3 separate regions of the Homo sapiens genome follow, and all the other regions are linked to region 2. A link is an interaction called in ENCODE POLR2A ChIA-PET data of the cell type or tissue named here. Cell type or tissue: CD4-positive, alpha-beta T cell. All regions are shown on one strand. Each heading gives the region's core, and the rest is flanking DNA. Links, peaks and the distances in the headings are about the cores only.

The links. ChIA-PET counts read pairs that join two places held together with the same protein. Peaks named below come from ENCODE experiments on the same cell type or tissue, not always from the same donor. Only the 100,000 strongest peaks of a DNase experiment are listed, where the experiment ranks them.
Region 1: POLR2A ChIA-PET joins it to region 2 with 30 read pairs; 9 of 35 experiments call an interaction of 5 or more read pairs at or near these places.
Region 3: POLR2A ChIA-PET joins it to region 2 with 17 read pairs; 15 of 35 experiments call an interaction of 5 or more read pairs at or near these places.

The regions. Positions count from the first base shown.
Region 1 is chr2:96,550,651-96,557,230 of GRCh38, forward strand. It overlaps ARID5A (AT-rich interaction domain 5A), which reads left to right. Exons shown (of 7, transcript NM_212481.3): 6 at 1-83; 7 at 449-1,984. The coding sequence ends at 1,663. Among named protein-coding and RNA genes, the nearest start is that of ARID5A, 17 kb to the left of the region's middle. RefSeq lists enhancers at 1,306-1,365, 3,159-3,684. In CD4-positive, alpha-beta T cell, for the core only: CTCF peaks have their summits at 3,917 (motif pointing left) and 4,117; DNase peaks (open chromatin) are centred at 2,631, 2,961, 3,211, 3,871 and 3 weaker places; H3K4me3 peaks cover 283 bases.
Region 2 is chr2:96,403,926-96,410,505 of GRCh38, forward strand. No RefSeq gene overlaps it. Among named protein-coding and RNA genes, the nearest start is that of NCAPH, 71 kb to the left of the region's middle. In CD4-positive, alpha-beta T cell, for the core only: CTCF peaks have their summits at 3,596 (motif pointing right) and 3,801; a DNase peak (open chromatin) is centred at 3,646; H3K27ac peaks cover 1,418 bases.
Region 3 is chr2:96,524,946-96,531,525 of GRCh38, forward strand. It overlaps LOC105373496 (a long non-coding RNA gene), which reads right to left. Exons shown (of 3, transcript NR_135564.1): 2 at 4,789-4,904; 3 at 2,995-3,238. Among named protein-coding and RNA genes, the nearest start is that of ARID5A, 8.5 kb to the right of the region's middle. RefSeq lists silencers at 2,255-2,594, 2,745-2,844 and enhancers at 3,705-3,854, 6,065-6,580. In CD4-positive, alpha-beta T cell, for the core only: a CTCF peak has its summit at 2,857 (motif pointing right); DNase peaks (open chromatin) are centred at 2,826 and 3,386; H3K4me3 peaks cover 1,428 bases.

The DNA.
Region 1 (6,580 bases), core at 1,013-6,012, 150 kb after region 2:
ACAAGATGGCTAAGGAGAACAGGGGGGATGATGGGGCCACCGAGAGGCCGAAGAAGGCCAAGGAGGAGCGGCGCATGGACCAGGTAGGCCTGCGGCTGGCTGGGGCCACCCTGTCCCTTGCCTCTTGTAGCCCCCTACCCCACAACTCCCTGTGGCCGCGGAGCTGTCTGCTCAGAATACACAGAACCTGCACCCAGGGCGGGACTTGCAAGGTTCCAGGTTCTCCACAGATGGTTGTGCAAGTGGACTCTGAACTCCAGCCTGCGCCCACCCACCAGGCACCTGAGGCTGTGTCCACTCAGAGGACAGGGCACCTTTGGAAAATTCTGTACAGAGGACTGCAGGGGCTGGCGGGGGACCTGGGCAGGCCTGAAAGTGCCACCTCTTGCTCCTCAGGTCAGGATGTGGGGCTGAGGCAGTCCTGAGGCAAGACTTTCTCTCATTCCAGATGATGCCAGGAAAGACCAAAGCAGATGCTGCTGACCCAGCACCACTTCCCAGCCAGGAGCCCCCCAGGAACAGCACAGAACAGCAGGGCCTGGCCTCTGGGTCTTCTGTGTCCTTTGTGGGTGCCAGCGGCTGTCCTGAGGCCTACAAGCGGCTCCTATCCAGCTTCTACTGCAAGGGGACACACGGCATCATGTCACCACTGGCCAAAAAGAAGCTCCTGGCCCAGGTGAGCAAGGTGGAGGCCTTGCAGTGCCAGGAGGAGGGCTGCCGCCATGGGGCAGAGCCCCAGGCGTCCCCAGCTGTTCACCTCCCAGAGAGTCCCCAGAGCCCCAAAGGGCTGACTGAGAACTCCAGGCACCGGCTGACCCCTCAGGAGGGATTGCAGGCCCCAGGTGGCAGCCTCAGAGAGGAGGCGCAGGCAGGCCCCTGCCCGGCAGCCCCCATCTTCAAGGGCTGCTTCTACACCCACCCCACCGAGGTGCTGAAGCCTGTCAGCCAGCACCCCAGGGACTTCTTCTCTAGACTTAAAGATGGGGTGCTATTGGGGCCTCCTGGCAAAGAGGGGCTGTCAGTGAAAGAGCCCCAGCTGGTGTGGGGCGGAGACGCTAACCGCCCTTCTGCGTTCCATAAAGGTGGCTCCAGAAAGGGCATCCTCTACCCCAAGCCCAAAGCCTGCTGGGTGTCCCCCATGGCCAAGGTCCCAGCCGAGAGCCCCACGCTCCCGCCCACCTTCCCCAGTAGCCCAGGCCTGGGCAGCAAGCGCAGCCTGGAGGAAGAGGGTGCTGCCCACAGTGGGAAGAGACTGCGGGCCGTGTCTCCCTTTCTTAAGGAGGCGGATGCCAAGAAGTGTGGGGCCAAACCTGCAGGGTCCGGCCTGGTCTCCTGCCTTCTGGGCCCAGCCCTGGGGCCTGTGCCCCCAGAGGCCTACAGGGGCACCATGCTGCACTGCCCGCTGAACTTCACTGGCACCCCGGGCCCCTTGAAGGGCCAGGCTGCACTCCCCTTCAGCCCCCTGGTCATCCCGGCCTTCCCGGCCCACTTCCTGGCCACCGCAGGCCCCTCGCCCATGGCCGCTGGCCTGATGCACTTCCCCCCAACGTCCTTCGACAGTGCCCTCCGCCACAGACTTTGCCCGGCCTCATCTGCCTGGCACGCACCACCAGTCACAACCTATGCAGCGCCCCACTTCTTCCACCTCAACACCAAGCTGTAGGCCAGCCCATGGTGTTGTGTACACTGTGGAGTCGACAGGGGCCTACAACAGGCAGGTACTGCTGCCAGGGGGCTCTGAACTAGTGCCTGCTACCCAGGACACCCGGGCCATGCCCCTGGCTGGGCAGCCTGGCACAAGTGAAGAAGAAGGCAGTGGGAAAACTGGGTTTATCTCAAGGCAGCAGCCTGAGCCCAGGAGCAGAGGACCCAGTTGTTATAAGGCGCTGGGAGAGGATGGGCAGCTCCCACTGCCCCAGAGCGGAGCTCGAAGCACCCAGGTTGCCCACGGAAAATCCAATAAAAAGACACCAGTGTGAATCCACGTAGCCCTGAGGTGTGTGTGGTATGGGCCTTTGCAACGGCAGGCAAGGCGGGGGTGAGCTTGTGGGTGGGGCTGCCATTAGGGGGCCAAGGAGGTGGACCTGAACGCCACTACCCCACTGAAGAGCGGGCCCAAAGCAAACCCCAGCCTCTGCCGTTTAGGCAGCCTCTAACATCTGTCCTTGCCTTCAGTCCAGTTTCCTAGTTGAGCTTCAGGGAATGCTTGCTGCCTTCCTCATTGTGGAGATGGGGATTGGAGGTCCTGGGAGGGTCGGTGACTTGCCCAGGTTCCCCTGGCAGGAGGGGCAGGGGAGGGCTGCACAGGCTGTGTGACTCCCGTGCTCTGAGCGGGACCCCAGGCTGTTACCAGTGCCCCTGGGGGGTTGGGGGTGTGACCAGGAAGCCTGAGTTGGTCTGCGTTGGTGGTGGATGTAGATTTCTGGGGCCTGCAGCTGAGCCCTCTCTGCAGCCCCACCCCACTTGCCTGAACCGCATGGACAGACCAGAATGACCACTGGATTGAAATCACCGGAGGTGCCTGGAGGGAAAGGGGAGCAAATCCACTGGTCTGGGCCTGGGTGTCTGCATCGGTAACAAGCCCCTGCAGTTTCAGATGTGGTTGCCCCAGGGCTCATATTAGAATCCCTGCGGCTTGACGCCCTGCTTCCTGCAGGCCGGATGGGAGCAGGGCCTTGGCTCAGGAGGAGGGAGGGTGGGTTCTTTTCAGAGGCACTGTCCCCTCCCTCCACAAGCAGCCTGCACCCAAACAGCTTCACATGTAGTCCTGGAAAAGTGGGGCTACTGCTGGCCAAGCAGAGGGCAGATGTCGGGGCTACAGGTGTGAGCAGGTCAGTGGGTGACACGCACCACTGGAACTTACCCTGGCCGCTGGGGCTGGGATGCTCATGAACTCCGGCCATGGGAAGGGCCCCCATAGGTTGCAGGTAGAGAGGCCAAGGCCGGGGATGGGCAGGGTCTTGCTTGCCCAAGGCTACCATCCACGATGACAGAACCCAGACCAGGGAACGTGCAGCATGCCTGGCACCAGGGAGTGGGTGGCCAGGCCAAAAGGGCACCCTATCCAGCCCCTGCCCCTGGCCACCTCCTTCAGGAGCAGCCTGTGGAGGAGAGCTCAGGCACCTTCCAAGCGAGGCCTGTGACGGGTGGAGGGGCAAAGAGTGGTGCTCCCTGCTGTTGAGAGCACTCAGGCTCTGCAGGGGCATCTCCCAACCTTCCACCTCTTTCCTTCTGAGAGATGCCAAGATGTCAGCCTGAGCACCTGGAGTGACCAGCCCTGAGCTCCGCACTGCCACATGCGCCCGTGTGCAGTCCATCTCTCCGAGCTGTGGAGGCTCAGTGGATGATAAAGAACGGGGAGGGGCTGGGTGCAGTGGCTAACACCTGTAATCCCAGCATTTTGGGAGGCCAAGGGGGGTGGATCACCTGAGGTCAGGAGTTTGTGACCAGCCTGGCCAAGATGGTGAAACTCCATCTGTACAAAAACTACAAAAATTAGCCAGGCATGGTGGCGGGCACCTGTAATCCCAGGTACTTGGGAGTCTGAGGCAGGAGAATCACTTGAACTCGGGAGGCAGAGGTTGCAGCGAGCCGAGACTGCGCCACTGCACTCCAGCCTGGGCAACGAGCAAAACTCGGTCTCAAAAAAAAAAGAAGGGAGGAGCTGAGTTCTGCCCACCCTCCAGGCCCTGGGTGCTGGGCCACAGATCACTGGGGTCGGATCCCCTGCCTGGATAAAAGGGGAGGTGACCCTGTTGTGTGCAGGGTCCTGCCCAGCATGGGGCAGGGTGCCCTTCATCTACGAAGCAACATTGGCCTGGCCCTGGCACAAAGATGGGCAGGCGGCCCGTCAGCAGGACTTGAGGGCAGGCAGCTCAGCGCTGCGATCACGGCGCCCTCTGGAGGCCGATCTGAAGAATGCACTTCCCGTGGGACGTCTGTCCTGGGCAGGTGGGCGCCCTGGGCAGGACGCAGGGGACCCTGCTTTGGCACAGATGCTAGAGCCGGATGTAGTCATGCTTCCAGGGCACCCTCTGGGCCCAGTGCCCCACAGCCCGGTACTAGCTGTACCCGATTCTCGGAGGGTAGCGTCCTGGCTCACAACCCGCCTGAATGGTGGGGTCCCGTCAGTGCCTCTGATTCCTCAGTGAGCAGAGACTGAGGACAAGTACCAGGGCTGGAGACCTGAGGTTGAGGGGAGGAGGGGACGAGAATGAGTGATCTCAGACGGGAGCACCGCCATGCCCTGGGGCCTCTGGGAAGCACTAGGTTCCACCTGAGGTTGGTGGCACGGGTTTTGGGTTTCGGCGGGACCAGGCCACAAGCTGTGTGACGATTCGGAGTAGGGGAGAGTCAGGTTCCACCGAGGAGGCACTGGGCCGGGACAGTCTGGCACAGCAGAGCGGGACAGGGAGCTGAGGCGAGTGCAGGGAGCCAGGCCAGTGGAAGGCCTGGAGTCCAGGCTGGGTGCGGGGAGCCAAGGACGGTTGGCGGGACTGATGCAGCGCAGTGGGGCTCCGAGAACCGCAGGACTCAAGGAGGTGGCCTGGGGATAAGAGGCATGGCTGACGTTCCCTGTACCTGGGTGCACTCGTGGGAGTGAGTGGAGGAGAGCAGGCCAAGGAACGAAGGGGCTGGGGCGTGGGAATCCTTGGAGTCACCGCCTTTGTGCCAAGGTCAGGCAAGAAGTGGGGAGGAGGGGCTCGGGGTCCACAGCAAGGCCACGATGCAGGGGCAGCAACATGGGCTGGCAGCAACCCCCACCTCGGGACAGCGTGGAGAAGCGACCTGCACTGGAGGGAGCTGAGGGAGTGGTCTCAGGGTGGGCACAGCCATGGGCTGGCAGGGGAGGAAGCAGAGGGGCAACTGGGAGCCCAGGCAGGGAAGTGAGAGACCTCCACCACTCAGCAAAGGTTTACCCTCAAAACCAGAGGGTGGGCCAGGTGCGATGGCTCATGCCTGTAATCCTAGAACTTTGGGAGGCCAAAACAGGCAGATCACCTGAGGTCAGGAATTCGACACCAGCCTGGCTAACATGGCAAAACCCCATCTCAACTAAAAATACAAAAATCAGCCGGGCGTGATGGCATGCACCTGTAGTTCCTGCTACCAGGGAGGCTGAGGCAGGAGAATCACTTGAACCCAGGAGGCGGAGGTTGCAGTGAGCTGAGATTGTGCCATTGCACTCCAGCCTGGGCTACAAGAGTGAAACTCTGTCTCAAAAAAACAAACAACAGAGGCTGCTGACAGTGGCCTGAGATGTGTTTAATTTTTTTTTTTAAGAGATGGGGTCTTGCAGTGTCACCCAGGCTGGAGTGGTGCTGTGGCTATTCACAGGCAAGACCATCATGCATTGCAGCACCCAAACTCCTGGACTCAAGCAGTCCTCCCACCTCAGCCTCCCAAGCAGCTGGGACTACAGGTGCATGTCACGGCAGCCAGCTAAATGTTTTTAAATAGTTGCCAGAATTTAAAAATCAGATTTCACATAAAAATGTGGGTATCAGGCTTCTCTTTAAAAACCAGAATTTTTGGCCAGGCGCTATGTCTCACGCCTGTAATCCCAGCACTTTGGGAGGCCGAGGCAGGCAGATCACCTGAGGTCAGGAGTTCAAGACCAGCCTGGCCAACATGGTGAAACCCCGTCTCTACTAAAAATACAAAAATTAGCCGGGCGTGGTGGCAGGCGCCTGTAATCCCAGCTACTCCGGAGGCTGAGGCAGGAGAATCACTTGAACCTGGGAGGCAGAGGTTGCAGTGAGCCAAGATCGTGCCATGCACTCCAGCCTGGGCGACAGAGTGAGACTGTCAAAAAAAAAAAAGGAAGAAAGAAAAGAAAGAAATCAGCACGTGCTACACATCAGGGCTCCCCCCGCCCCCAGCCAGGGGTCAATCACCTAACAGCACGCACTGCCGACTCAGCTCCAACTGCCTTCTCTCCCTGGGGTCCCGCTTCAGGATGCATTGTGAGGGGAGAATCTTATCTGAGGCCTCTGCTTACCCGGTAACCTCTGAGGCTGTTACCTCAGAGGAGGTGTGTCTTCCGTAGACCAAGACAGTAGCTGCTGTGCTGGGTGACGCCAGGTGCATACCCTTCTCTTGGCCTCCATTCCCTCACCTGTGATATGGAAATGAGTCACTCCTACCTCAAGAGTGGTGGGCATTTAGTGAAAGTGCTCTGTAAACTAAAGTTCTGATGAATGTGGATCATCACCTCCTTCCCCACCAGCAGTTCTGCTCTACCAGCCTGACCGCCCCGTGCCCTGCCCTTTACCTCACTGCTTTTTAACATTCCCGCTCTCCCGCCTGGCTTCTGACTCACAGTCACACTGAACTTTGGATCCTGTCAGCATCTGAGTCAAGTATGGCAAGTCACTTCCCCCCAGGTATCAACTTTGACTGATGGTGGCTGTCTGCAGCTTGGGGCTGACTCAGTGTGACAGTGATGCAATTGATTAGTAATGTCTGCCAAGGCCACAGGCAGCGGTGCGGAGGCTCACCAGCCACTTAGTTGCCATCTCTGTCTACATGCATGATGATCTAATCGTGCCTGATGATGGTCTGTCTGATGTAGGTCCTG
Region 2 (6,580 bases), core at 962-5,961:
CTCCAGAAACTGCAGGGATCCAAAGAGGGAGTCGCAGACTTGGCTCAGGGAGCTCCCAGGTCTGGGCTCCCCGAAGGGCCGCAACTCTTCTCTCCTTCTCTTCTCTCGCAATGTGGTAAGCGAGGGGTGTGTTTCAGTCCCATTTGTGTTACAGCTCTTTCAGCCCCACCATTCAGCAGGTCCCAAGTTTTTGTCCTGTGCCGAGGAAGAATGAGGAAAACAGACAAGTGGAGGGTGAACAAGGCAAAGAGGAGCTTTACTGAGCAACAGAATGAGTAGCAGGGAAGTGGGTAGCTCCTCTCCACAGGCAGATTGTCCTGTCAAGTGTTCAGCTCTCAGCAGAGAGGAGACCCTAGGTTGGGTAGCTCCCCTCTGCAGGGAGGTTGTTTCATCTTCTCTGTAGCTCTCAATAGAGAGGAGGATTTGGAGTGGGTAACTCTTCTCTGCAGGCAGGTTGTCCTGTCATCTCCCAAAATATGGCTGAGTCCAGGGCTTTTTGTGAGCCTCAGAGGGGGGGAAGTGCATGCTGATTGGTCCATGGGCGGCATGGGCAGGCCCAGGAAAAGGTGCCACCAGTTCCCCCTCCTCTCCTTGGGGCTGGCAGCCTGGCCCTCAGGCTTCAGGCCTTCCCCAGCCTAAAGGTGAGGCTTCACTGGGGACCCACCCCTTTCCGCCCCAGAGTCTGTCTGTTTCCTATTGCTTTCTATGGCGCCCATGCTGTTTGTGCCAAGGGGCACCTACAGGCCAGCACCAAGCTGCCCTCAGTGCCCCCTCAGCCTCCCTCCCCTGCTCATCAGCACTCAAAGTCCAGAGGGGGCTGAGGCAGCAGGGGGGAGGTGTTTCAGCACTGCCCCAAGCATGCGCACACCTGGCCAGGCTGCGATAGCACCCAAGCTTGACCCCAACCTTGTTCTGAGATCAGAGCAGGCACTGGGAGCAGGGAGAGGCCAGGCAGTGGGAGCAGACACCTGTGAGCCTGCAGGAACAGTGAGGGTTTCCTGGGCCCCCAAGAGTGCAGAGATGCCCAGGTCGACAACCACAGCTTGGGCAGCTGCACCTGCACCCAGGAGTGTGGGACTCCTGACTGCTCCCAGCCCCCTGGAGCACAGGGAGGCCCGGGTCCACAGCTGAGACTTAGGCAGCTGCCGTTGTGCCCAGGGAGCTTCCACTCTGCTAACTCGGAAGGGGTGGGGCTCCCGCTTGTCCCTGGTTCCAGCTGGCTCCATGGAGTGTGTAGCCCTGGCCACACCTCCCCTCTGTAGCTGGCATCTTGGCAGCAGCCGATCCAATGGGAGGATTGTGTGAGCCCAGGAGGTTGCAGTGAGCTGAGATCGCACGACTATACTCCAGCCTGGGTAACAAAGTGAGACCTGGTCTTAAAAAAAAGAAGGAAATATATAGCAAAAGTCTGGAAGACTGGATCCCTTTGAGGGGGACCTGGATGGGTTTAATAAGATGGGAGAAGAGCTTAATAAGAATCTCTTATTTGTATAATTAAAAAGAAAATGTTAAGATACATTTTTAAAACAAAAGATTCTTCATCTAATTTAATCCCCATCTCATCCCTCACAACCACAGCAGGAAAACTGAGTCCACATAGCAATTTCTCACCCTCTTTTCATTTTTATTTTTTGCCAGAATAAAAGGTGTCAGTGTTGCTCTGGCCACTGTTGTGGTTAGCAATGTGAATTCTGTGCCTTCAGTGCCTCTGATGGGAATCCTGCTTTGGAGGATGTGCCTCCTTCTCCATCCAGGGAGGAATTCCACCTGTAGCTTAAGACCCTCCCTCTGTTTAAATTCCTGGAGATTTTGCTGGAAGGAGTTGAAGGCAGGTTTCCTTTTGTAAGAGGCCATCCGGGCCACAATCTCAGGCCTAGAAGGGCTCTGAAATAGAGTTAGGGTGCCCCTCCATCCCCTCCTGCTGGAACAGTCACCAGACACCCCAGTAGAGGCCGTGTCTTCCCGACACCCTGCCCACCGAGACCCAGGAGGCTGGACTGCCAAAGACCCCATTTCAACAAGGGGAGCATCTGGATACTGTGTGGGCTTTGACAGGGAATAAAACAGGGTGTGAAACCCTTTTGTCCAACCCTGACTTTGGCAGGTTCTAAAACAGGTGGGGAGGCGTTGTAACACTGCTGGCTCTCCACAGTCAGCCTTGTCTTCCTTCTTTGCCCATCTGGCCCACAGGCTCAGGGAAGGTGACCAGAGTCCCATCTCCAGCTCAGCCCAATCTGATTGACTGAACCAGTCACAGTGGCCCCATTCCCCTTGTCCATTGTTGGTTTACAAATGGGCATGTGATGCAGCTCTGGCCAATGAGATGTACAGGAACATTTGCTGGGGGATAGTTTCTTAGTTTCTTTTTCTTTTTTTCTTTTCTTTTCTTTTTTGTTTTTTTAGATGGAGTCTCGCTCTGTCCCCTAGGCTGGAGTGCAGTGGCGCGATCTCGGCTCACTGCAAGCTCTGCCTCCTGGGTTCACGCCATTCTCCTGCCTCAGCCTCCCGAGTAGCTGGGACTACAGGTGCCCGCCACCACGCCCGGCTAATTTTTTATGTTTTTAGTAGAGACGAGGTTTCACCATGTTAGCCAGGATGGTCTCGATCTCCTGACCTTGTGATCTGCCCGCCTAGGCCTCCCAAAGTGCTGGGATTACAGGCATGAGCCACCGCGCCTGGCCGATGGGGGATAGTTTCTTAAAAAAACTCACAGCGAATCTTCCCCGCAGAGCTGGGAGTCTGCGTGGGCCTGCAGCTGCCATCTGGCAGGCATGGGAGGTGGGGCCAGGCTGTATGCTGAGGATGGCTGAGGGGGAAGGACTCTTTTTTCGCTCCTGTTTTTTTAAAGTTGTACATCAATATTTTATAATTGTATAAATTGTTGGAGTACAAAGCGATGTTATGATTTATGATTCTTTTTTTAGAGAGTGGGGGTCTTGCTCGGTTACCCAGGCTGGATTTCAGTGCCATAATCATAGCTCACTGCAGCCTCAAACTCCTGGCCTTAAGCGATCCTCTTGCCTCGCCTCTCAAGTAGGGGGGAGTATAGGCATGTGCCACCACATCTCTACACATTTTTTTGTAGAGATAGGGTCTTACTATATTGCCCAGGCTGGCCTCCAACTTCTGGCTTCAAGTGATCCTCCCGCTTCAGCCTCCCAGAGTGCTGGGATTACAGGCACGAGCCTCTGTGCCCATCCATGATTTATGATTCTTGATGGTACCAAATTGAGCTACTAAAGTAGCTGACCCGGAGTTGCCTTGCCTTGGGGCTGCCTGTGATGTGGGATGACAAAGCCTCCTTGTTTAGGTCATTGGAATTAGGTTTCCTGTTGCTCATGGCTGCAAACATCCTAACAGATATGTGAGGAGACCACCTCCAGCTCACCAAATACACCCCCTCTCCTTTCTTCTCAATAATCAGTGAAATTTGCTATTTCGTGCGCGCTGTGTTCCCTACCGCCGCTTGCTCCTGCTCAGGTGGGGTGAGCCTCCTCCCAGCCAATTACTGGAAATTTCTGCCAAGGGGCATCTTGGAGCCTCTCTCACCCCCGTTCTCACCAAATACAGGCACTTCCTCTGAGAGGACGGCAGAGGGCGCAGATTTAGCTTCTGTCCTGCGAATGAAGCACGCAGTACAAGGTTCCAAACTGCAAGTCAACAGCAAGCACGAAGCAGCCACACTGGAAATGGGGTGCCTCCATCGCCTGGGGCTGTGGGCTGCCATCCTCTGCCAAGCGGATGCTCTGCCACCAGCTCCACTGACATGGGCAAGCCACTTCCTGTCGCCCTGGCCCCCAGCTCCTCATGTGTAAACATGGGGGTTGAATGGGCCTCTTCCAACTAGCTGGGTTTCATCTGTTGGCTGAAAACAACGGTCCCAGTGTGCCAGCCAAAAGCAAGCCTTTCACGCCCAGACTCAGCCTCAGGGACTGCAGGGGCCAGCTCCCCCAGAGGGGCCCGGGGACAATGATGTCAAATCTGTGACATCAACACCCACACAGAAAGGATCCAGTCCTTTCAGCCTCTCAGACTCTCTCAAACTGTAACGAAATGGGTGGGGTTTTTTTTGTTTTGTTTTATTTTTGTTTGTTTGAGACAGAGTCTTGCTCCATTGTCCAGGCTGGAGTGCAATGGCGCGACCTCGGCTCACTGCAACCTCCGCCTTTCGGGTTCAAACGATTATCTTGCCTGAGCCTCCTGAGTAGCTGGGATTACAGGCTCCTGCAACCTTGACTGGCTAGTTTTTGTATGTTAGCCAGGCTGGTCTCAAACTCCTGACCTCAAGTGATCCTCCTGCCTCGGCCTCCCAAAGTGCTGGGATTACAGATGTGAGCCACTGTGCCTGGCCCGAAATGGTTATTTGAAAGGATACAAGGAGTGGCGTAATCACAGAACCAGACCAAACTGAGCCTACTCTGTTGATAAGAGAATGTCAAGTTACCTTGTAGGTATAACCAAGCCAAAACTGCGAGTCATGTAGTCCAGGCACAATAGAAAAAGCTTTGACCTCTAACAACACCGGAACCAATGATTTCTTCCTGCAGAGCCAACAGGACTGGGACATGACCAGAACCTGAACACTGGAACCCTTTCAAAAGGAAGGAGTCTATGGGCCTGGAAGATCTGGGGCTAAAATCTGCCTCAACATACCTTACCACAAATGGTTAAATTTGAAGCCCTCCAATCAGACCCTGCCAAGCCAACATTCCTAAATACTTTCCCTTGCCCTCTGACCCCTTAAAACGTGCCCCACACCCCAAATTGGAGAGAGAAGTTTGAGCTGTGCCTCCTGTCTCCTTGCTGGTCTGCCTCACAATGAAGCTTTTCTTTTCTCAAAGCTGGAGCAGCAGTGTTGGCTTCTGTGCAGTCAGGCAGCAAGCCCATTTGCTCGGTAATAGCTGGAGTGAGAGTACTGAGACAGTAGAGATAAGACTTGGCTTCAGCTCAGCCCCACTACAGCATTCCCACGGATCACAAAACCCACACCACTACCCCACGATGCCATAATGTTTAACCATGCCGCTTACTTAAAGAACTCTGGCCAGGCGCAGTGGCTCACATGTGTAATCCTAGCATTTTGAGAGGCGAGGCAGGCGGATCGCTTGAGTCTGTAAGTTTTAGACCTGCTTGGGCAACATGACAAAACCCCGTCTCTCCAAAAAAATACAAAAATTAGCTGAGCATAGTGACAAACACGTGTAGTCCCAGCTACTCAGGAGTCTGAGGTGGGAGGATCACTTGAGCCCAGGGAGGTCAAGTCTGCAGTGAGTCATGATGGTGCCATTGTACTCCAGCCTGGCAACACAGCAAGACCCTGTCTCAAAAAAAAGAAAAAAAAAAATTCCAGGAACTGGCCTGAGGAGATAACCAAGGTTGCACAGTGTCGCATCCCAGGAAGGAATTCTGAACAATTGATTTAAAGCTTTGTTGCTACCAGCCAGACCACCAGGTGGCCCATTATTATTAATGGGTCATGGTTATCCTGACCATGAAAACCATGGCAATCAAATATGCTGACCTGCACACCCTACCCCTTATGAGGTCTGCCCGGCTCAGCCTGCTCGCCCTACCCCTGATATTAGTTCCTATGCTTTGTCTAATAAAAAAATCTCCACCAGCTCTTTTTGGAGAGTCAGTCAGGAAATTCTCTCTCTCTCTCTCCCTCTCTCTCTCTCTGTCTCTCTCTCTTTCTGTCGCTCTCTCTGCCTTTCTCTCACTGTCTTTCTGTCTCTCTCTGTCTCTGTCCTTCTGTCTCTTTCTCTGTCTTTCTGTCTTTTTCTCTGTCTCTGTCTCTCTCTGTCTCTCACTCTCTGTCTCTCCGTCACTCTCTCTCTCTGTCTCTCTATCACTCTCTCTCTCTCTCTCTCTCTCTCTCTCCTCTCTAGTGCTGCCTCCCTTATGTCCAGGCATAAGCTCTAATGAAGCCTCGTCTGGGAAAACTCTTTTGGCCTCATGTCAATTTCTTTTACATCCAGAGCCAACAGCCTGTGGTGGGTAATCGTCCCTTCTCTAATTACTTGCCCAGCATCTACCAAGCAGGCCCTGTCAGCGGGAGTCCTGCCTGCACTCCTCCCGGGGCGGATGCTCTCCTCTTGGCTAGCCCAGACAGGTGCCCTTGGGGCTCCCCGCCAGGCAGGCACTGACCTCCCGCGGTCCAGCCACCTCCTGCTCTCAGGGATGCCCCAGCCGGATCTCAGCCCAGCAATCCCGGGTCTCCAGCCTGCCGCTCCACCCTGGGCTGCCTCCTGACTGTTAACACATGACATTGACAGGGACTGTCTCTGTTATGGGTTGAATGTTTGTGTTCCCCCAAAGGAAACGAGAATATTTCACCCCAAAATATACCTCTTTGGCTTATTTTGAGATGGCTATTCAGAGAGGCTGCAAACAGAAGAAGGACTTTGAAAAGCTGCCTTTCGTGAGGGAGAGTTGCACCTGGAGAGAAAATCTATGTTAGTGAAATCAATGCCCAGGCTTTCCCTGAGGACCCTGTAAGCAAGTGGGGTGCAGGGGTGAGGGGGTTGGGGGATCTCAAAGGATTATAGGAATTTAATCAACTTAAGCAATCAGCCTGTTT
Region 3 (6,580 bases), core at 693-5,692, 120 kb after region 2:
CTCTCTGGGCCTTGGTTTTCCCATCTGTAAAATCAGGGCACAGTGAACTGTAAAGGGCTCGGAGGGAAATTTCATGGACTGGTTGATGATCCCAGGCTGCCGCCCTTTAGGAGAGGTCCTCCCTCCAGAGGGCTCTTGGACCTTGGGGATCCCAGGTGGGAGCCTTCATGGGAAGCGGAAGTGAGCCCTGAGACCTCTGCAGGCTTCTCTCCTACCTCTGAAAGACTGAGCAGGCAGCCTGGTGTCTCAGACACTCCTCATTTCCCTACTTCCCTTCAACAGGGTTAGAGTTCCTACGAAAGCTTTGCTGCCATGCAAGAAGGCAGAATGCTCTCCCACATGGAGACGCACCCAGACAGTCCACGGGACACATGTGTGCATAAGCCCGAGTGTGCTCAAGCCCCTCCATACCACTGGCATGGCACTATGGCACTCTAAGCAGGAGCTCAGAGGACTTCTGGGCCAGACCTAGGGCAGCCCTTGCCACTCCTGAGTGACAGACCTAAGTCTGGGTACCAGGGCAGTGAGGACTTCCAGAATGTACACAATATAGCAGGACCCACTCTGCTTCTTGTCCTTCCTCCAAGTGCCCACTCAGCATCTTAAAATGGAGATGTAGCCTGGTGCAGTGGCTCACGCCTATAATCCCAGCACTTTGGGAGGCCAAAGTGGGTGGATCACTTGAGCCCAGGAGTTCAAGACCAGTCTGGGCAACATAGCAAGATCCCACCTCCATAAAATTTTTTAAAAGATTAGACAGGCATGGTGGTGCATGCCTATGGTCGTGGCTGCCTGGGAGGCTGAAGTGCGAGAATCACCTAAGCCTAGGAGTCCAAGGCTGCAGTGAGCTGAGATTGCACCACTGCACTTCAGACTGACCCTGTCTCAAAAAAAAAAAAAAAAAAAAAACAGAGAGATGCTCCCAGCTTTCTTCCAGGAGCGAGGTATTCCCTTCATCCCTTGGGATTAACAGTCAATGCCACCCCCTCTAAGCCACTTATTGTGATATTGACATACTTCAGTGTCAGTACTAGGGACTGCTCCAAGTCCCAGCATGGCTGGGACCACCCTGGTGCCTTCCCCCTCTTCAGACTCCCCAGCAATGTGACAACTGAGTGGGGGGTGACACTAGGTCCTCTGGTAGGTCAGGAGCTGTAATGACCCAGTCCTGCCGGGCCACCCTGTAGCATCACGCTGTGGCAGGGAGGCAGGGATTGCAGGCACCTGAGTCCTCCTCACACGCTCAGCTGACCCCGCAGGTCCCTGACCTAGGCTGTGTTTGGTGCCTGTCCTTGCATATGGCGGGCAGCAGCCAGGCTTTGTGTGCAGCACTGTGTCACAGCCGTCTCGCTGTCTGCAGGACTGTTACCGGTGACAGCAGCTATGTGCCTGGCCCTTCTGGGAGCTCAGGAGGGTCCTGCTTACAGGGCGAATTTTGTGCTGAGACAGCTGAGAGGCCAGGTGTTCTGGGCGGCCCAGGAAAACCAGCCGTCAGCATCTCCTGCCCACACCTGTCCTGAGGTCAGAATGAACTTGAGTCCAGCAGGCTCCCAGAGCCAGAGAGCTTCTGCACCTGCAAAGCCCGGCTCCCTGCTTCAGACTGAAGGTGGGGACCTGAAGAGAATGCATACAGGCACCTCAGACTGGACACAGGGGTTGCGGGGGGAGCGGAGGGGAGCCCCTGGGCCCACCCCACCCACTCCACCCTGGCAATTCAGCTTGAAACAAATGATTAGCCTCTCTGTATAGATCCATGTTTCTCTCCTGGGCATGTCGGTTCGGTAAAACCCCGTTCATTTGGGCCTCACTGTGACCTCTAGGACGCTGGCCAAAGGGCAAGCGCCGCCAGGCCAAGGGGCCTGGGAGTGAAATCGTGGGTGAGGATAGGTGACAGGGGTGTTGAATCGGCCCGAGCGGTTCTTTCTTTTCGAGTTAATTTCGCATTGGTCTCTAGGATGCAAGCTTGTCCAACGCGTGGCCCAAGGGCGGCATGTGACTGAGGAAGGTTTTGAATGCGGCCCAAATTCATAAAGCTTTCTTAGAACACTGAGGTATTTTCGCGATTTTTTCTTTTAGCTCACCGGCTGTCGGTAGTGTTAGTGTATTTTACGTATGGTCCAAGACAATTCTTCAACTTCAAAAGACGGAACGCCCCTGCAATGGGACGCCAGACACCTCTAAGAGTGGGTGTAGGCCTCCAAAAGTGTCCACATGATACTTCCAGAAAAACTTCACATGCGGAGGTGTGCAGGAATGTGCGTGCTGCTAGAAAAGAGGCCTAAGGGGTCTGCCCAACGTCCTGAGAACCCGAGAGAGCAGGGCCCGCTGGGACAGGCAGGGGAAGGCCTCGGGAGGGACACGACGGTCCGGCAGCAGAGCCTGCGGGGCTGGAGGAGGCGCCCTCCTCTCAGCTGCTCTTCCTGCCCCTTTCGGTGGCGAAGATGGATGGGGCCCGGGGCTTTCGGCGGGGCCCGAGGGGCCGGCGAGGCTGCGGCCCTGGAGCCCCCTGCCTGGCAGCCATTTGGGCCCCAGGGAAATATCGGCGCTTTGGCTAACCGAATTATTCTTTCGGTTTGAGCCAGCTCCCCTTTTTGAGTCAGATCCGGCGGCAGGGCCAGAAAAGCGCTTTCTGAAACCCCAGCGCGGTCCTCGGTGGGGGTGGAATGGGGTGGGGTGGGGGGCGCGGCCGCGCCGCTGGGCGCCCTCCCCGCCCTCCCCCCTCCCCACCCCCAGTCCTCCCTCCGCTGCCCGCCCCCCAAGCCCGGTGTCGCCCCCTCCGCCCCCTGCCGCATCCCCGGAGCCAGTGCCCACAGGGGCCAGGCAGCCCGCAGGGGTCGCTCACGGCTGGTGTAGGGGCTTGGTCCACCACGCTAGTACTTCGGGCACCAAAATAGAAAAAGAATAACGCTTGGAAAGAATCTGATGTTTCCGAAGGAGCATCGAAAATCGCCGTTACGGGAAAAGTAAAACTCTTGAGGGACTTCCTTACACTAATTTAACTGTCCCGGGTTGTTTTTATTTCTAATTGTGCTGGGGGGATGGGCATCATGATCTGTTTTCAGGGCTTAATGCCCCCTCCACGGTCCCTGGGGGACCTCTGGCCTTGGTGCCTCTCCAGGACATCCTGATGTCTCCGAGGTCCCATTTCAACTCCCTGGGGTCCCGGGCTGCCCAGCTGTTATTTTGCAGAATTTCTCTCCCACAGTGTCACCAGTAGTTCTGCTTATCGCTCCTGCCACTGAGTCACAAGGGGAGGAGGGGATTTCTGAGCTGTTTCAACACTTACCCAGAATATTAGGGGTTTCATGCAGCCCTTGTTTATTTAAAAAAAAAAAGAAAAGAAAGAAAGAAAAGAAAGCCCCAAAGCCAACAAAATATGACACACACGTACAGAAGGAGGGAAGGCAAGGGGGTGGGGGCCTTGCAGAACCAAATGGCCTATCTGCTGAGCTGGGGCTGGAGCTGGAAGTCAGGTTTCCTGTCCCCACTCCCCCAGCCTGGGCCCACCCCGTGCCTTCTGTTTCACCCAGGGCTGTGGAAACCAGCTAATGTTTATGGAGCACTTCCTCCCGCCAGCGGGCACAGTTCTAAGCCCTTTATAAGAAATAGCTCATCCAATGCCCGTAACTGCACCCGGAGGCGTGAGGGCTGTTATTGTGCCTGCCAGCCGGTTTCATAGATAGGAGACAGCACGGAGAGTTCAACTGCACTGGGGTACTTGGGTTTCCTGTGGAGAAAAATTTGCCCATCGCTTTGGCACAGAATCTGTGCCAAGACAGATTCTCAGCCAAGGCAGGCCTCAGAGTCCCCAGAGTCCAGCTACAGGATGCCCAGAACCTCCCTCCAGCTGAGACAAGCTGGCCAGGGGCTTGGGACCTCTGAGCTCCTTGGGGAGCTGAGGGGGCGCTGTCCTGGAGTCCAAGACCTGGGCTGTGTTCACTACCCCTGGCCAGGATTCAGCAGCAACACAGATAACCAGGAAAGGGGCTGTGGCCTGAGCAGCCAGCCTGCAGCCATAGGGAGGGTGTGACTCCAGCGAAACTCCAGCAAGAAGGGCCGCATGTGAGGTCAAGTCCCCAGCATCTAGAATGTGCTGCCCTTGACAACTAGGAAGCGCTAACCCCTGGGGAAGAAAGGGCAGATGTTGCCTGGTGATGGAGGGAGATGTGGGATAGGGGTGGAGGTGGGTGCATGGCCTCTTCCTCCTCCCTCTCCTCCGTGCCCTTCATTCTCCTTCTGTGGATCTTCATTGAGCACCTACTGTGCACCTGCCCTCAGTGGCCTCTCACTTCCTCCTCTTCCTTCCCAATTCCTTTACCAACTGTGAGATCTTTTGAAGCGACTGTGAGACCTTGGATAAGTCCCTTCCCACTTAGACCCTCAGTTTCCTCTTCTGGAGGAGCAGTGGCCGGGGTTCTGCGGCCCTTTCAGCAGCGTAGTGTGGGCAGATAGTAAAGACCACTCCTAGCTGGAGACGAGAGGCTCGGGAGCTGCTGGCCAGTCACACAATGGCATGGGGCTGACCACAGGAGCACGATGTGGCACATGCCCTGCTGGAGGTGTGTGTTGAGACCCCTGGGTATCTGCCTCAGGTGGGCCCTTGAAGGATGAGCAGAAGCTCACTAGGTAAATACAGTGGGAACTGCCAAGCCCGGGAAGGTTCCTCCAGGCCAGAGGGTATAGCCCATGCACACACACAGCTCCAGAAACAGCACCAGGCACTGGGGCAAAGCCCTCCCAGTGTGGCTATATTGCCGTATGTGCCAGAGAGGGGGGATGCCAACCTACCTCCATGTCCAGAGCTGTCTTTACCCAGGCCCAAGGCCCAGCCCTCTGCCTTCAGCCTCCACGCAGCCCTCTGTCTTCAGCCGTGGCCACTACCACTCAGGAAGGTCTGGAAGAGCCTGCTGAGGCCAAGGCAGAGAGAGCGAAGGCAGTTTTAACAGAGCAGAATCCCTCAGGCAGGCCCCATGGCTGAAGACACCATGGCATAGGTGGGCAGCTGGGGTGAGGGAGGGGGGCTGGACAACCCTGTGTCCTCTTCTAGGAGTCCAGGGCAGGCCAGGGTGCCCCAGATGTGGGGAAGAAAAAGCTTCAGGGGCTTCTTGTAGGCTCTCTGGTGAGTTAGTGTATACATATGTTTGTGTGATCCTATGTGTGAGCTGTGGGCTCCTGGCAGGCAAGACCCATGCATAGATGCACAGGCGTGTGTACACAGCTTTGCACACTCACATCTGGGCGTGCAGCAGCAGAAAGGATGCACAGCAGGTGCGGGGAGAATGAGAGAGCTCTTGGGGTGTAGACAGAACCACGTATACCTGGGTTCACCTTGGGTTCTCCCTGCCAGGTACTGTTTCCAACAAAGGTAGTTGGGATGTCAGGCAGGGAGGGTAGCCCTGCCTGTGGCAGGTGCCTGGTGGATGATACCACGATGATGAAAGCAGGGGCCTGGGCTTCAGGTCGGGGCTGCAGTGTGGGGGAGCCACAGCAAGAGTATGAAACCTCTGGGGGATCTGGGTTCTTGGAGCCAGCTGACCCCAGGCCATTGCAAGGCTGAAAGCTTTAGTTTTCATATTCGCAAAGTCCCATGAGTTCATCTGGGGAGGAGGAATTAGAGCAGTCCCTCCCCCAAAAGCCTGGGCTTCCAGTATTGAAGGGGTTAGTGGGGCCTACTCAGATTGGAGATGAGTCACTGACTTCCCCCATAATTCCTCCCTTCATGCCCGCATCCTGGCCAGAGCCTAGGACCCCACCAGGAACCTCGGGAGGGCTTTGCAGCTGCTACCCAAAGACCTGGAAAGCCCGATCGGGAGTGGGGTCTCAGGGCCCAGCCCCAGGTCATCAGGGCAAGGCCTGAAGAGTGCAGAATCCACCCTGCAGAAGTTCTGATGCCACCGGCGAAGGAGGCTGTTCTCAGGTAGCTGCCACAATAGAATGACCAGTTGTTGAAGGCTTATGTTATTTCTCACCCTCACAGTAATCTTGCAAGCTAGGTATTGCTAACGCCATTTCACACGGGAAAACTAAGGGTTGGAGACAGTGAATAACCCATCCCAGGTCATACTACCTGCAAGGGAGGGTACCCGGATTGCAAACCAGTCCACCTGACTCCAGAGCCGGGGAGGTTTCTGTTCTCTGGACTGGCTGAGAAGCTCCCAGGGAGGCATGGACCTCTCCTAGCCTGTCGCTGCAGGAGTCAGCATGTGGTGAGAGCCTGCCTCAAGTGTTTGGGGCCCGCCACCATAAACCTGAGTGATTCCACACGGCCTAGGAATGGCTGGGAGGCCATTAGGAAGTCTCCGGGCCTCTTTAGGGCTACAGAGGGTGAGATGACGTCTGTGTCCTGCTCACAGCTGAGACCCAATTCACATTGTGGGTCCTGGCTCAGAGGGTAGGCATTATAATGAGCCTGAGGGCATCTTTTTTTTTTTTAAGTTGGGGTCTCGCTCTGTCGCCCAGGCTACAGTGCCCTGGTGCGATCATAGCTCACTGTAGCCTTGAACTCCTGGCTCAAGAGATCCCCCTCCCACCTCAGCTCCGGAGTCACTGGGACCACAGACTTGCACCACTGCCTCCCACA